Linked DNA regions of Homo sapiens: regions 2 and 3 are each linked to region 1. Evidence: chromatin contacts called from ENCODE Hi-C or POLR2A ChIA-PET data. All regions are on one chromosome and are shown on one strand. Each heading gives the region's core, a stretch centred on a gene start or an enhancer-like site at or near the end of the contact. The rest is flanking DNA. Distances are from core to core; before and after follow the strand shown. Region 1 holds the start of UBE2R2 (ubiquitin conjugating enzyme E2 R2). Region 2 overlaps UBAP2 (ubiquitin associated protein 2). Region 3 holds the start of PTENP1-AS (PTENP1 antisense RNA).

Region 1 (2,792 bases), core at 249-2,748:
AAAGGGCATTTTGAAAGAACCAGTGACTGAGGTAAGCAGAGAATGTGAACGGAAAGAGGGTTAAAGTTCCCCCAAATGGATAATGACAAGACGACGCGGGCACCCTTTTTTTTTTTTTTTTTTTTTTTACCACCCCTAGGGTCCCATTCTTCACCACCACCCATTGGAATGCAAAGTTGGCACTACCACTACCCAAGATGCCCAACAAATCCTCAAAATGTCAGGGCACTCGGCAGCTTCTGAAATGACAAGCTGGTGCCCCTCCCCCACCCCACCCCCACCCCCACCCCCCAAAAAAGAAAAGTCCAATCCAGTCGGTGCAGGTCACCCTGCCCTCTGGGGCAGTTCCAGCCTGCGCAGGGAGGGGTTCCGACCGGAGAACGAAAAAGCACAGATAGACCACCGCTCTTTCCACCCACCCTCAGCGGGGGAAACAAAGGCGGCCTCCTCCGCCCGTAGACACTACCCTAACCAGAGAGGCTCTCCGATTTCCCGGTGCAGCCTGCCCTCCCGCCCCCGCCCGAGCCCCCGCCCCCATGACAAAGAAAAGGCACTCGGCGAGCAAGGCCTTCCTGCCTCCAGGGATGGGGGAGGGGGCTGCACGGGTGAGAAGCCCCCTCCACTCGCCCGTGCTCATACTCCTGGTCCCAGGAACTGCAGAAAGCGGCGGGGAGCCGGAGGCCTCGGCCGCGGAAGCAGGGTCCGGGAGGAGGGTGAGGGTACCTTGAAGTAGCCGCCTTCGTAGAGGGTGTTGGGGGGTCCGAAGATGGCCACCTCCCAGTTGTAGAGGTCGGACTCGTCCACCAGGGTGATCCGGAAGCCCTCCACCGGTTCCTCCTGCAGGGATTTCAGCTCGAGCATCAGGGCCTTCTGCGAGCTGGTCATCTGCTGCTGGGCCATCGCGGCGGCGGCGGCGGCGGCGGCGCCGGGCCCGGGCCCCAGTCCTCACGCACCGGCCGGGCCGGACCAGGCCCCTCCCCTCCGCTCGCCCTCCGGCCGGGCAGCACCGGGCCCCGGTCTTCACACACCCGGCGGGCCAGACCAGGCCCCACACGGCCCGTGGGCCCGCCCGGGGTCCTCCTCACACACGACGCAGGCCGGGCCGGGCCCTTCTCCTCACACTCGGGCCGGGCGAGAGGAGAGGTCGAGGGAGTTAGGAGAATTCGCTACGGGTCCCGGTCCCGGGCCTCCCCCCCCCGGAGGGGGCCTCAACTTGGGGGGGGGGAGAGGAGGTGGAAGCGGAGGAAGGCGGCGGAGGGCCGGCGATGGTGAAGGGAGGGGGCCGGGCCGGCCCGGGAACGCCGCGCTCGCTCGCCCTCTCGTTCTCTTCGGGGGCCGCAGGGGCCGGAGGGCGCGCGGGGCAGGAGAGGGTGGGGGGAGAGCGGCGTGCGGGGGTCTCGCGGCGGTGGCGGCGGGGGCTGCGCGGGGGGAGGGGCGACGGCGGAGGAGGAGGAGAGCGAGAGCGCCTCGCGCCGCGGGAGCAACGGAGCCGAGAAGCAGGGAGGGAGGGAGGGAGGGAGAGAGGGAGGAGGGGCGCACGCCGGGTGCTGGGCGGCTCTCAGCGGCTGGCGGCCCGACGCGCGTGCGCGTGCCCCTCCCTCCCCTCCCCCCACCGTGCCTGGCTCTCCTCCACTACCACCTCCTCCTCCTCCCGTTTCCACGCCTCCTCTCGGTCTCCCGCGCGGTCGCGGCGCTTTGTGACGCTGGCGCGTGTCCCCCGCCCATAAAGATCCCAGAAGCAGCGGGGACCAAGGGCGGGCGCAGGGATTGCCGTGGCCCCAGAGTGACGGTTGTGCGGCTGGACGCCGCAGTTCCAAAGGCGTGCCCGGGAAGGGAACCCAGGTCTCCCGGCTCTCGGGGCCCTCCCCACTGTGGATCCAGGGGCCTCCGCAGCCATCCTGGGACGGGCCTGGTCGCTGCAGGCCCCTCCCCGTGACACCCAGTCTGCGGTCCCTCCACTTAGTAGCTACTTGATTAGGATGTGCTGACAATGTGGGTCTTTTCGGTGGGAACAGACCTTCCCGCAGGCCAGCCCACAGGCAAGTGTGCCCTTTGGCACGTTACTCACCCTGGGTGCGGCAGTTCCACGTGAGAAACGGGGTGAGACAAAAAGGTCAGCTTCTGCTTCCCTTCTTAACTACAAAGAGGAAGTTGTGAGGAAAAAGACAATAACAAACTGGGTCTCTAGCCCTTCTCATTGTGATTTGGGGCAAGTGCTCAGGCTGCCCTTCGCCTTCGCCATTTGTAAAATAAACTACTGTGGTTGAACTTAGGGGTCAAAGTTCCCTATAGGTGCTTGTGGCTTGAATGTCCACCCTGGAACTGAGGGACTTTCGAGATAATCATAACCGAAGTGAGATGTGGGGACAGTCTTTGGTCCCCCCGTGGTTCAGAATACAGTACTCCTTTCTCCTAGGAAGGCATGTCCTAGGATAACTGCCTAAAAAACATTTCCTAGAAAAGCCAGAATATTGTGAGAGTTCTACACACACAGTTTCGGAACTAGACAGATCTTGGTTCCAACCCTAGTTCCATTACTTCTCCCTGTATCATCAGTTTTTTGTTTTTTGGTTTTGTTTTGTTTGAGACAGGGTCTTGCTCTGTCACCCAGGCTGTAGCACAGTGGCGCGATCATGGCCCACTGCAACCTCCGCCTCCCAGGTTCAAGCGATTCTCCCACCTCAGCCTCCCAAGTAGCTAGGACTACAGGTGCATGCCTCCACACCCGGCTGTTTAATCAGCTTCTGTAAAAGGGGATTAATTATACCCAACACAAGCAATTGTAATGATTA
Region 2 (2,700 bases), core at 38-2,537, 130 kb before region 1:
ATGGCAAACATCACCAGCTCCCAGATTTTGGACCAGTTGAAAGCTCCGAGTTTGGGCCAGTTTACCACCACCCCAAGTACACAGCAGAATAGTACAAGTCACCCTACAACTACTACTTCTTGGGACCTCAAGCCCCCAACATCCCAGTCCTCAGTCCTCAGTCATCTTGGTAGGTATACATTGTTTGTGGGTTTGCCCCTACTGAGGACGTTTCAAGCTTTGGCAGAGTGTGTTGACTTGTGAAGACTAATGTGGAATTTGTCCAGAGATGTTTCTTTTTAGTAGAACTCTTGCAGTTTCTCAGTTAAATCAGTCTTCCTTTGTTATACAATACTTGCATTTATTTGTTTTTGTTGTTGTTCTTGATAGTTTCATTATTGTTGGTAGTAATTGTGGTGGTAGTACATGCCTTGAAAAGTATGGTAAAAGCATGCAAATATGAACATCTAACACTTTGTGTAAATGCATGGACAGAATTTTCTGAGCTCTCTTAGAAGAGGGTGGTGATAGAACATAGAATGTGGAAAACATTTTAAGACTTTTTTTTTTTTTTTTTTTTTTGAGATGGGGTCTTCCTGTGCTGCGTAGGCTGATCTCCACCTCCTGGCCTCAAGCAGTCTTTTAATCTCAGCCTTCTGAGTAACTGGGATTATAGATGTGCACCACTGTATCCAGCCTAGACAATATTTTACTCTATTATTTTATTTTTTTTTTTTTTGAGTCAGGATCTTGCTCTGTTGCACAGGCTGGAGTACAGTGGCACAGTAACGCGTCACTGCCATCTTGACCTCCCAGGCTCAGTCCATCCTCCCACCTCAGCCTCTCTAGTAGGTGGGACTATAGGCACATGCCGTCACTCCTGGCTGATTTTTTTGTATTTTTTTAATGTGACAGGGGTTTGCCATGTTGCCCAGGCTGGTCTGGAACTCCTGGACTAAGGTGATCTGCCCACCTCGGCCTCCAAAAGTGCTGAGATCACAGGTGTGAGCCACCACGCCCGGCCTGGACAGTATTTTAACTATCACACTCTCATGCTTTCTCATTCTAACATTTTGAAGTATCAACTATGATTTCATCAACCTTTACATTCCGTGGTTTGTATTGTAAAGGTCCCATGTGTAGACTGGATGTTTTCTAAACTAAACTCCCACAGAAATTGTGACATTAAGCCACCATTCCCCACCAGCACTCACATGCCACACTGTATTAAGGAATAGCAGGGGATTTCATTCATTGTGGAGCTGGCCATGTGGGCTGGTTTATGGTTAGGGCATATAGAGAGACAGGGAAGCATATTCCTCTGTTCTGTGAAATGACTTACTGTGTTGGAAGTACATGAGACCACTCCGGGGTTTGAAGCGATGTCTACCAAGGGAAATCATTAGAGACTCAGTGCCCAAAGTTTTTGCTGGGGCAAGAAATGTAGGTACCCTGTGCCTACATTTTTTGCTATAGCACATAGCAAAATTACAGATTCCTAGAAGGAAAGCAGATGTTGAGCATAAACCACATTGTTTATACAGACATTCTTAGCACAGTGAGCCACTCTTAATAGGTTAGTGTGTTGGCACCCTTTGCCAAGTACATACCAGCAGTCCAAATTCTCAGACATTAGCCAAGGTCCAGTCATCAAGCAGGCCTTTTTGAGAGGAATTGTAGGTCCCTATATTAACTTTTTCTGCACACATAACTAGTGAGTGATAGGACTTTTTAGATAGAACCATGCTATTCCCATATTCTTTATAAAACCTGTGTGTTTGGTGCATGCCTATAATACCAAGTTCAAAAATGAATGCGCCTAAACCAGCTCTGCCATTTGTTTTTTTTTAAATTAAATTCTGTTGACACTCAGCTAGCTGGGCACAGTGGCTCATGTAATCCCAGCACTTGGGGAGGCAGAAGGAGGAGGATTGCTTGAGCAGGAGTTCGAGACCAGCCTGGGCAACGTGATGAGACACAAAGGCTAAAATATTAGGTTGTTGTACTATCTGGCCCCATAGAGAAAAAGAGGGCCAACCTCTGTCCCATATGGTAGAACTGGCTTTTCAAATCAGTAGTGAAAAAACGCTTTATTAAAACCGTTTGAAAAATGAAGTTGGATCTCTATGCCAAAATGCCAGTGGGTCAGATAGTTAAACATAAATAGTGAATCTAGAACTATAATAGAGAAAACACAGGAGAATTTTTTTGTTGTTCTGTGTGAGGGAGACCTTTCTGGGTATGGCAGAAAACACCAAATTAGGCAGACAAACAATGAAAAAAATACTCAAAATTTGTATCATAGACAAAAAGAGTTAATTTCCTTAATATAAAAAGAGTAAAAATAAAGCAGATCAACAAACAGGTTAAAAAACTGGCTAAAGAGATAAGAACAGTCTATAAGTAAAGAACACTTAAGTATATGAAATGATACTTAGCACATTTGTATCATTTTAGTTTGTATTTTTTAATACCATTTTCCACCAATTAAACCAGGAGATTCAAAAGTGTTTGATATTAGAGTGTGTTAAAAAGGATGTGTTCTATCTGTGGACAGTAATTTTATAATATTTATCAAAATTCAAAATATATTTACCCTGTGAAGGGGCAACTTTATCCTACCAGTTGATCCTACAGGTATACTTGTACTTGCACAAAATATCTTACATACAAATGTATTCATTAGTGCATTGCTTTTAATAGCATAAGATTTGACCTAAA
Region 3 (2,912 bases), core at 172-2,671, 140 kb after region 1:
AGATTATTCCTAAATTCATCCCAGTTCAGTCCACAATTTCCTAATTCAGCCTAACAGGTCAGAATTACTTTGATACTAATAAAAGAAATCACAAGAAAACTACAAACTAGTATGTCTATGGTCTCCATAAAATATTAGCAAACCTCATTTAGCAATATATAAAACGATTATATACTATGACCAAGTGGGATTTATCCTGCCAGTGGAAGATTGGCTTGACATCCAAAATCAACTAACGTAATATACCATATTAATAGAATAAAAAACATATCATATTATCTCAGTGTATGCAATAAAATAAATTTGACAAAATAACCTGTACCCAATCATAATAAAATCTCAACAAATTATGAACAGACTGAACTTTCTCATCCTGATTAACGGCATGAAAAAACACTCACCTTAAACATGAAAGCTTCAAAAGACTGAATGCTTTGCCTATAATTTTGGTAGCAAAGTAACAATGTCTGTTTTCACTACTTTTATTCAACCTTGCACTGGAGATATCAGACAGTACAGTCAGATAAGAAATTGCAATAAAAGGCTTCCAGGTTGGAAAGGAAAAAGTAGAACTCTTTTTAATCTCCGACTACATGATCCTGTATGTAAGAAAAACAAAAACAAAAACAAAACTCCTGTGAAATCTACGAAGAAACTTCTATAACTAACAAATCCATTTAGCAAGATGTCAGGATACAGTATGTATAACAAAAATCATATGTGTTCTAATACTAGTAATAATCCAAAAGTGAAATTAAGAAAAATATTTTTATAGTTGCAGTATAGAAAATAGCACTTTGCAATATATTAAACAACAGAAATATAAGACCTATACATAGAAAAAATATAAAATGCTGAGATAAGTTTTAAAAGATGAAAAAGAATGGAAAAAACATTCCATGATCATGGAGGACTCAGTATTGTTAAGATAGAAATTATCTCCAAATTTATCAATAAGTACACGGCAATCCTTGTCAAAATTCTAGTAGTACCTTTTGTAGAGATTGACTAGCTGATCCTAAACCTATATGGTGATACCTAGGACTTGAATAGTCAAGGCAATTTTGAAAAAGAAAAACACAATTAAAAGACTTACACTAGCCAATTTTAAAACATACGATAAAGCTGCAATAATCAACAGAGTGTGGTATTAACATAAGATCAACATAGATTACGAACCTAGAAGATGCTCTCCTCTCAGAAGCTGCAGCCGTGATGGAAGTTTGAATGTTGAGCCGCTGTGAGGCGAGGCCGGGCTCAGGCGAGGGAGATGAGAGACAGAGACGGCGGCGGCGGCGGCGGCCCGGCCCGGCCCGGCCTGAAGCCCCTCTCAGCAACCCGTGAGCATCCGCGGGGGCGGCGCCGGCAGCGGCGGCGTTTCTCGCTTCTTCTTCGTCTTTTCTAACTGTGCAGCCTCTTCCTCGGCTTCTCCTGAAAGGGAAGGTGGAAGCCGTGGGCTTGGGCGGGAGCCGGCTGAGGCGCGGCGGCGGCGGCACCTCCCCCTCCTGGAGCGGGGGGAGAAGCGGCGGCGGCGGCGCCCCCGGTGGCCCCGGCGGCTGCAGCTCCAGGGAGGGGGTCTGAGTCGCCTGTCACCATTTCCAGGGCTGGGAACGCCGGAGAGTTGGTCTCTCCCCTTCTACTGCCTCCAACACGGCGGCGGCGGCGGCGGCGGCGGCGGCACATGGAGGGACCCGGGCCGGTTTTAAACCTCTCGTCCGCCGCCGCCGCACCCCCCGTGGCCCGGGCTCCGGAGGCCGCTGGAGGAGGCAGCCGTTCGGAGGATTATTCGTCTTCTCCCCATTCCGCTGCCGCCGCTGCCAGGCCTCTGGCTGCTGAGGAGAAGCAGGCCCAGTAGCTGCCACCATCCAGCAGCTGCTGCCGCAGCCATTACCCGGCTGCGGTCCAGAGCCAAGCAGCGGCTGAGCGAGGGGCATCAGCTACCGCCAAGTCCAGAGCCATTTCCATCCTGCAGAGCCCCGCCACCAGCAGCTTCTGCCATCTCTCTCCTCCTTTTTCTTCAGCCACAGGCTCCCAGACAGGACAGCCATCATCAAAGAGATCGTTAGCAGAAACAAAAGGAGATATCAAGAGGATGGATTCGACTTAGACTTGACCTATATTTATCTAAACATTATTGCTATGGGATTTCCTGCAGAAAGACTTGAAGGCGTATACAGGAACAATATTGATGATGTAGTAAGGTTTTTGGATTCAAAGCATAAAAACCATTACAAGATACACAATCTTTGTGCTGAAAGACATTATGACACCGCCAAATCTAATTACAGAGTTGCGCAATATCCTTTTGAAGACCATAACCCACCACAGCTAGAACTTATCAAACCCTTTTGTGAAGATCTTGACCAATGGCTAAGTGAAGATGACAATCATGTTGCAGCAATTCACTGTAAAGCTGGAAAGGGACGAACTGGTATAATGATTTATGCATATTTATTACATCGGGGCAAATTTTTAAAGGCACAAGAGGCCCTAGATTTCTATGGGGAAGTAAGGACCAGAGACAAAAAGGGAGTAACTATTCCCAGTCAGAGGCGCTATGTGTATTACTATAGCTACCTGGTAAAGAATCATGTGGATTATAGACCAGTGGCACTGTTGTTTCACAAGATGATGTTTGAAACTATTCCAATGTTCAGTGGCGGAACTTGCAATCCTCAGTTTGTGGTCTGCCAGCTAAAGGTGAAGATGTATTCCTCCAATTCAGGACCCACACGATGGGAGGACAAGTTCATGTATTTTGAGTTCCCTCAGCCGTTACCTGTGTGTGGTGATATCAAAGTAGAGTTCTTCCACAAACAGAACAAGATGCTAAAAAAGGACAAAATGTTTCACTTTTGGGTAAATACATTCTTCATACCAGGACCAGAGGAAACCTCAGAAAAAGTAGAAAA

What was found. A loop is a pair of places that touch in the nucleus more often than their neighbours do. ChIA-PET counts read pairs that join two places held with the same protein, here RNA polymerase II (POLR2A). Pooled maps may share reads with other maps.
Region 2: a pooled map shows a loop between it and region 1 (2.4-fold over the local background). The contact joins the enhancer-like site here to the promoter of UBE2R2 in region 1. A Hi-C loop is called at or near these places in 4 of 50 pooled maps. POLR2A ChIA-PET finds 5 or more read pairs at or near these places in 5 of 52 experiments (AG04450, GM12878, H1 and 2 more).
Region 3: a pooled map shows a loop between it and region 1 (9-fold over the local background). The contact joins the promoter of PTENP1-AS here to the promoter of UBE2R2 in region 1. A Hi-C loop is called at or near these places in 2 of 50 pooled maps. POLR2A ChIA-PET finds 5 or more read pairs at or near these places in 3 of 52 experiments (H1, Panc1 and activated CD4-positive, alpha-beta T cell).

What each region holds. Positions count from the first base shown.
Region 1 is chr9:33,815,866-33,818,657 of GRCh38, reverse strand. UBE2R2 (ubiquitin conjugating enzyme E2 R2) reads right to left here and starts at 1,498. Exons shown (of 5, transcript NM_017811.4): 1 at 724-1,498. The coding sequence starts at 900. It overlaps UBE2R2-AS1 (UBE2R2 antisense RNA 1), which reads left to right. Exons shown (of 5, transcript NR_170204.1): 1 at 1-31. RefSeq lists silencers at 879-1,048, 1,119-1,328, 1,509-1,608 and an enhancer at 1,899-1,988.
Region 2 is chr9:33,945,843-33,948,542 of GRCh38, reverse strand. It overlaps UBAP2 (ubiquitin associated protein 2), which reads left to right. Exons shown (of 29, transcript NM_001370062.2): 13 at 1-169. Among named protein-coding and RNA genes, the nearest start is that of SNORD121A, 5.7 kb to the left of the region's middle. Within about 2 kb of position 1,287, at least 3 of the 41 ENCODE cell types and tissues checked have a DNase peak (open chromatin) inside an H3K27ac peak, as active enhancers do.
Region 3 is chr9:33,675,777-33,678,688 of GRCh38, reverse strand. It overlaps PTENP1-AS (PTENP1 antisense RNA), which reads right to left and starts at 1,421. Exons shown (of 4, transcript NR_103745.2): 1 at 1,180-1,421; 2 at 402-599. It also overlaps the pseudogene PTENP1.